2 separate regions of the Homo sapiens genome follow, and region 1 is linked to region 2. Evidence: chromatin contacts called from ENCODE Hi-C or POLR2A ChIA-PET data. All regions are on one chromosome and are shown on one strand. The core of a region is the stretch at or near the end of the contact, and the rest is flanking DNA. Distances in the headings are between cores, read along the strand shown. Region 1 overlaps GFOD1 (Gfo/Idh/MocA-like oxidoreductase domain containing 1). Region 2 overlaps GFOD1 (Gfo/Idh/MocA-like oxidoreductase domain containing 1).

Region 1 (3,122 bases), core at 273-2,772, 79 kb before region 2:
GGCATGAGAGAGGGTGACAGAGCCAGACCCTGTCTCAAAAAATAAAAGATAAAAACTTTAAAAAGCTAAAGGAGTCTCTTAGAAGCCTCATTTCCCTTCAACCCTCTGAGATCTTGCTTCAAGGTAGGGCTGTTGCACTTTAAAACCCACCTCTGAGACCCATGTCCTTCTTGGGATGATGGAACTTAGCCAAATGAGGAGAGAGCCCCCAGCCTGTCAGGCCTGCTGTAGCAAAATCATGCCCCGCAATCTTGTCTGAATAAACAGCAGTCAAGACAGAGGTATGCCTCTAGTAAACTCCCATCCTGTCTATTGGACAATGCTGTACCAAGAGGGCTGACGAGGCCAGTGTTAAACTGTGACCGACTGGGAGTTGAGGATGCTCCGGGTAATGAGTCCCCCTCCCTGTTAGCAGAGTTCCAGTAGGTGGGTGTTCCAGTGCCTAAGTGCAGGCAAGTCATGGGGCAAGGTGACCTTCTGTGCCTGTCATGATCTAATAGAGCTCTTTGTGTGGGTGTCTGTGCTTAATTTGGCTGAAACATTTATTTCTCTTCTGAATGGGCTTCCTTGTTTCACACAGAAAGTTGGCCCATGTGGGGTGCTGCTGACAGGCAGTAGCAGGGCGTCTGGTGGGCTACCGTTTTGGCTTAATGTTTACTCCTTTGCCTGCAGTTTTAGGCATCCCTCTGTCAAACTGTCAACCCTTGGTGAATATCATAGGATTTTCTCTTTAGAATAACCTGTGTTCGCATCCCAGGTGTTTTTATAATTCAATTCAAACCAATGACAAGGTGGCTTTCCCATTCGTGGTAGCCACCCGGCTGGGGACCATTCCCCACAGTTTCTGTGAGTCCAGAGTTGGCTTCACTCTCAGGAAACAAAATCCCTGATGGGCATCTGGAATTACCAAGGTGATTTAGTGATAGGGACTTCTAAAAGAGCTAACCCCAAGCACAAAACTCAGTTCGGGTTGGGTCAGAAACCTGACCCACCCCGCACCTCTCTGGGTGTATTGCTCACTGCCAGGCTTTGGGGCTGTTTCAGGAGGCTATGTTCTTACAGGGACAAGAGCCAGTGTGTGTGCGTGTGTGGGTGTGTGTGTTTGTGTGTAGAGCCCTGGTGTGTCAGGCACACGTGCAGAGAGATTTAGATCAGCAGACCTCAGATGACGAAACCCTAAACTCTAGCGGAAGCAACTGCATCAGATGGTGGAAAATCTCATCCAAATGCCTTTACAGTGTCTTTCAGGTTTTTGATATCAAGACAACCAGAAATTTGCTGTGAGTGACAGCCAGGAGGTGATGCTAATATCCTGGGGTCTGAAGATTCCTCCCCTCCCTCTACGAAACTCTTGCTCTGGTGTCCATTTGTGGGGCCACCTCTCTCCCCCTCTTGCAGCCCACAGAAGGACTGGGAAGCATTGACAGTGGTCCCCAGCTGCCACCTGCTGTCTGTGACTCATGCACTGTCTGTGGGAGGGTGGAGAATATCATCAGTGGGTTGCGGGGCAGAGAGTGGGAAGTGTCTGCTTTGTGGCTGATGTGTGAGTGTGGGAACATGTGTGCTCCTGGACGGGAGTGGTGGCATTGCTCATTCTGAGGAGCTGGCGGGTAGCATGGAAATGTGTCTTCACTTGGTTTTTTGGGTTTCTAGTTTCCTTTTTTCTTTTTTTAAGACATAGCTACTGAAAGGCCAGGAAGTAGGACTTGGGGGCATGCCAGTGAGTTGGAAGCCGCATTAATGTCCTGTATCTTTAGCTCTTCAGTCCAACAAAGGTGCAATTATTATGTTATGCACATGCCTTCTGCAGGATTATGTATTGGCATTGCTGATTCTAGCTAATGTCTTTTAGCAGTTTGATGGGCTTATATTAGTTTCCGGGAGTTGCCGTAACAAAGTACCATCAGCTGGGTGGCTTAAACAACAGAAATTAATTTTTTTCAGTTCTGGAGGCTGGAAGCTGGAGGTATCAAGGTGTGGGCAGGGCTGGTTCCTTCTGAGGGCTGTGAGGGAGTCTGTTCCAGCCCTGTCCTGGCTTCTGCTGGCCTGCCGGCAGTCTCTGATGCTCCTTGGCCTGAGGATGCATCACCTCGTCTCTGCTTTCATGTTCAGTGGGGTTCTGCCTGTGTGCATGCCTGTGTCTGAATTTTTCCTTTATATAGGTGGCACCAGTCATATTGGATTAGGGCCAACCCTCATGACTTCATCCTGACTAATTACATCTGCCACAACTCTGTTTCCAAATAAGGTCACATTCACAGGTACTGGAAGTGAGGACTGTGACATCTTTTGGGGAGACACAATTCAACCCATAATGAAAGCAAAAGGGGGTTTTGTGTTCCCCTTATGTGAGAGGTCATGTGATCATAGGTTATGGAGGCTGATGGCCTGGGATTGACAGCTGCCACTTACTAGCTGTGTGTCTTTAGGCAACTTGCCTGTCTTGTTTCCATATCAGTAAAATGAACAAATTTTAAAATATGGTTGACAGGTTATAATTTAATACACATAAAGTTCTTTAAAGAATACTTCGCATATTGTAGCTTTCACTAAATCTAAGTTGCTTCTGTCACTTCTGCTACTACCTCTATTTGACTTGCTTGTTTAAAGTTATGGGAATATAGTTTTATTGAGGATGCTTTAAAAAGGGTGAATTGAAAGGAATAAGGACATTGCCACCTGAATTTTTAGATTTATGTATCTTCAAATGACTCAATAATTGCTCACTCTAGGAAATCTGCAACTATGCATTGTGTTTTGAATACTGAAAAGAAATTATCTTTGAAACCGCATTTATTCATTTGATAAACATTTATTCAAGCCTCGCTGTACATGAAACACTTTGCTAGGTAGTGAGGTGCATACAAAAATGACTGTGATAATAGCTCTGGGTTTTAAAGAGCTTGCAGCCCAGTGAGAGACAGAGACATAAAGTGATGCAATAATAGAAGGTAACAGGCGTTCTTCAAAATGCTGCACCTGGATCGACCTGGAAGCAGGATGGAAATTTCAAAAGAACCCAAGGAGATAAACACAGTTCCTTATCTTCAATTCTGAATTTGAAAAACAAAACGAAATGAACCTTTGAAAATTGAATTCTTTCTTTGATAGGTTTGGTGCAA
Region 2 (3,220 bases), core at 352-2,851:
TTGAGACCAAAACTTAGGACTGTGTGAAATATATTGGCTTTTAAAAAAAAAAAAAAAACATATCTGCTGGGTAAATACACTTGTGATCCCTTCACTAAAGCACAACCCACCTTGAATAGAGAATTTCCTACATTTATTCTGAGATGTTGCCTAGTTTAAAGTATCTTGCCTTCCCACTGTACACACAGTGAGGATAGTGTTTCTCTTGAAGTATTGACTTGCAATCAACAAGGAGATTCTGAGGTTTTGTTGGGGACTAAGTGAGGGCTTTGGGAGATGATAGGAGGTTCCCAGCCTTTTGGATGTGTGATGAGGTTTCACGCCATGCTTGGGAAGAGAAAGCATAGATTCCTTTATTTCTCAACAGCCAGGCTGACCGCCATTCTAGGCCTCCATCCTCTTAGGTGGGTGGGTAGGAAATGGAATTGTAGTTCAACCCAGCAATCTCACCCAACCCAATCATTTGTGTTTTCTTGTATCTCAGCCTCTTTTACATGACTCTGGTGACCCAATGTTTGGCATTCTGCTTTTTCCTCTTCCACTCCAGAAATTGGCTCTTTCTATGGGGGTAGTGTGGCTTATGAGACTCTGGCTCTGTCCCTTGGATCCAGGGGGTGCACTGTGAATCCTGGCTTGTCCAAGCGTGGAGTGGTGGTGTAGGCTCAAGAATGGCTGTTCTAGGCCACTCTCTAGAATAGCGACCACCGAGGTACAGTAGTTGTCATTTGGCTATTTTGGACCAATATAGCAGGACTCAACTGCTGGAGTTCACAGTCCTGGCCATTTTCCTCTGTCCGCAAGTCCCTGACCACTGTCACCACTGTATCCAACTCCAAACCTCTGTTCTCCCATGGGACCTCTTGCCCCCGTCCCACCTCCCTGCCTCCTTAGACTCTGGTCTGTATGTGCCACTGACATGAAGGGGAGGACTGCCCCAGGCCTCCCTGCATGGGAAGCTGGCCACTAGCTTGGAAGGTCTCTTGGTTCTACATACCTACCTGTTGTTTCTAGACCTCTACCCTCAGTCTCCCTTGGGCTGGAAGTAGCAAGCTTTTCTTTTCTTTCCTGGGGAATGCCCCTGCTGGAAGGAGCTGGCTAGTGACTCCCCAATATCATATCTGCATTCTCAACTGTAGCCTCAAATATAAGCTGTAGAGATGGAGATGTATGGGATTTACCAATAAGGTAACAGAAATTCGAAAGTGTTTCAGGAGTAAATGCTCATTACACATGTGATAGTTTCCGTCATTAGATGACCAAATGCACACGAAGCAATCTGAGAAAATCCCCGTGCTAATGGGGGTTCCTGGGCAATAAGAGGGCCCAGGCAACAGGCTTGAGTCATGGGGGACGGTTCACAAAGGGGTTGGTGGGATAGGGGCTTGGCCTTATGGGCGGGTTGAATGTAGAAAGCACTTGAGCAATTAATTCAGTTCAACACTAAGTCCCATCAACATCAGCCATCCTGACTTCCTTTCACTGGCTGTAACCCTCTTTCCAAGCCCACTGATAGCCCCAGGAGCTTTAACACAGGAGCTGAATATGAGTCACTCTGACCCATTTCCGTTTCAGGTGTGAAATTAGGATGGAAACTTAATCAAATTGCCCTGAGACTTTAGATGTCACCCAGCAGAACATCGGGCCTCCCATCCCCACCGCCCTGGTTTCTGAAGCTCACTGCAGTCAGTCGCATGATTGTCTTCAGAGCCCTCCTTTTGTGCTGTGTGCTGCAGACATTGCATATATGTGCACAGGCAAGTGTAGCCAGTAAAAATAGGAGCGTGTATCTCTGGGTGACATGGGTGCAAAGAATAACCTAGCCAGCCTTAAGAGAAGGGTGATCAGAAGGCAGCAAGGGTGCAAAAGTTCAGATCAGACCCAAAGTACGACTTGATGGGAGGAATAAGTCCTAGCGTTCTATAGCACTGTAGGGTGACTGTAATTAGCAACAATTTATTGTATATTTTCAAATAGCTATAAGGAGAATACTGAATGTTCCCAACACAAAGAAATCATAAAGATTTGATTTCTTTGGCATGGGTGCAGTGGTTCATGCCTGTAATCCCAGCACTTTGGGAGGTCAAGGTGGGCAGATCACCTGAGGTTGGGAGTTTGAGACCAGCTTGACCAACATGGAGAAATCCTGTCTCTACTAAAAAATACAAAATTAGCTGGGCTTGGTGGCACATGCCTATAATCCCAGCTACTTGGGAGGCTGAGACAGGAGAATTGCTTGAGCCCGGGAGGCAGAGGTTGCAGTAAGCTGAGATTGCACTGTTGCACTCCAGCCTGGGCAACAAAAGACAAGAGTGAAACTTGATCTCAAAAAAAAAAAAAAAAAAAAAAAAGATTTGAGATGATGAATATGCTAATTACCTTGATCTGATCACTATACATTATATGTATTGAAACATCACTATACCCCAGCAATATGTATAATTATTACGTGTCAATTAAAAAAACTTATTTTTGGCTGGGCGTGGTGGTTCACACCTGTAATCCCAGCACTTTGGGAGGCTGAGACAGGCAGATCACTTGAGGTCAGGAGTTCAAGACCAGCCTGGCCAACATGGAGAAACTCTGTCTCTACTAAAATTACAAAAATGAGCCAGGTGCATTACAGGTGCATGCCTGTAACCCCAGCTACTAAGGAGACTGAGCAGGAGAATGGCTTGAACCTGGGAGGCGGAGGTTGCAGTGAGTTGAGATTGTACCACTGCACTCCAGCCTAGGCGATAGAGTGAGACTCTGTCTCAAAAAAAAAAAACAAACACACACACACACACACACACACACACACACAAAAAAAAAACATATTTTTAAAAAGACTAGGCTGGCTTTGTAGCCAGACAATCTGGGTTCAAATTCCAGATTTGACTCTACTACTATCGAGTTGTGGAATCAGAGGCAAGTTGCTTACCCCTCAGAGGCTCAGTTTCCACATCTGTAAGATGGGAACAGGACAAGTACCTGGTTGTGTAGACTAAAACATGAAAATGCATGCAAAATACATTGTGCCTCCTCTGGCACAAAGTAAGCACTCAATAAATGACTGTTGTTGCTATTTGAAATTGTACCATTTGTGCTATGAGCAGATCAGACTAGTCTTTTGAGTTGGGAAGTTGTATTGATGTTAAGAACTTTCATGGGGATTGAAAATCGGGGATTTAGTCTCTTCAAATGGCCTCTTTTAATGTATATGGAGGAAGGGACAGAGGGA

What was found. Hi-C counts contacts between places; a loop is a spot of excess contacts on that map. ChIA-PET counts read pairs that join two places held with the same protein, here RNA polymerase II (POLR2A). Pooled maps may share reads with other maps.
Region 1: a loop to region 2 is called in a pooled map, with 4 times the contacts of the local background. The contact joins two enhancer-like sites. A Hi-C loop is called at or near these places in 1 of 168 maps with a recorded cell type or tissue (PC-3), 11 of 37 single-sample maps with no recorded cell type and 12 of 50 pooled maps. POLR2A ChIA-PET finds 5 or more read pairs at or near these places in 4 of 52 experiments (OCI-LY7, activated CD4-positive, alpha-beta T cell, activated T-cell and 1 more).

Annotation. Positions count from the first base shown.
Region 1 is chr6:13,453,096-13,456,217 of GRCh38, reverse strand. The region is part of intron 1 of GFOD1 (Gfo/Idh/MocA-like oxidoreductase domain containing 1); the gene reads left to right. Among named protein-coding and RNA genes, the nearest start is that of GFOD1-AS1, 32 kb to the left of the region's middle. Within about 2 kb of position 1,522, at least 23 of the 41 ENCODE cell types and tissues checked have a DNase peak (open chromatin) inside an H3K27ac peak, as active enhancers do; they include OCI-LY7, where a contact is called at or near this core.
Region 2 is chr6:13,373,857-13,377,076 of GRCh38, reverse strand. All of the region lies in intron 1 of GFOD1 (Gfo/Idh/MocA-like oxidoreductase domain containing 1), which reads left to right. Among named protein-coding and RNA genes, the nearest start is that of TBC1D7-LOC100130357, 47 kb to the right of the region's middle. Within about 2 kb of position 1,601, at least 4 of the 41 ENCODE cell types and tissues checked have a DNase peak (open chromatin) inside an H3K27ac peak, as active enhancers do; they include OCI-LY7, where a contact is called at or near this core.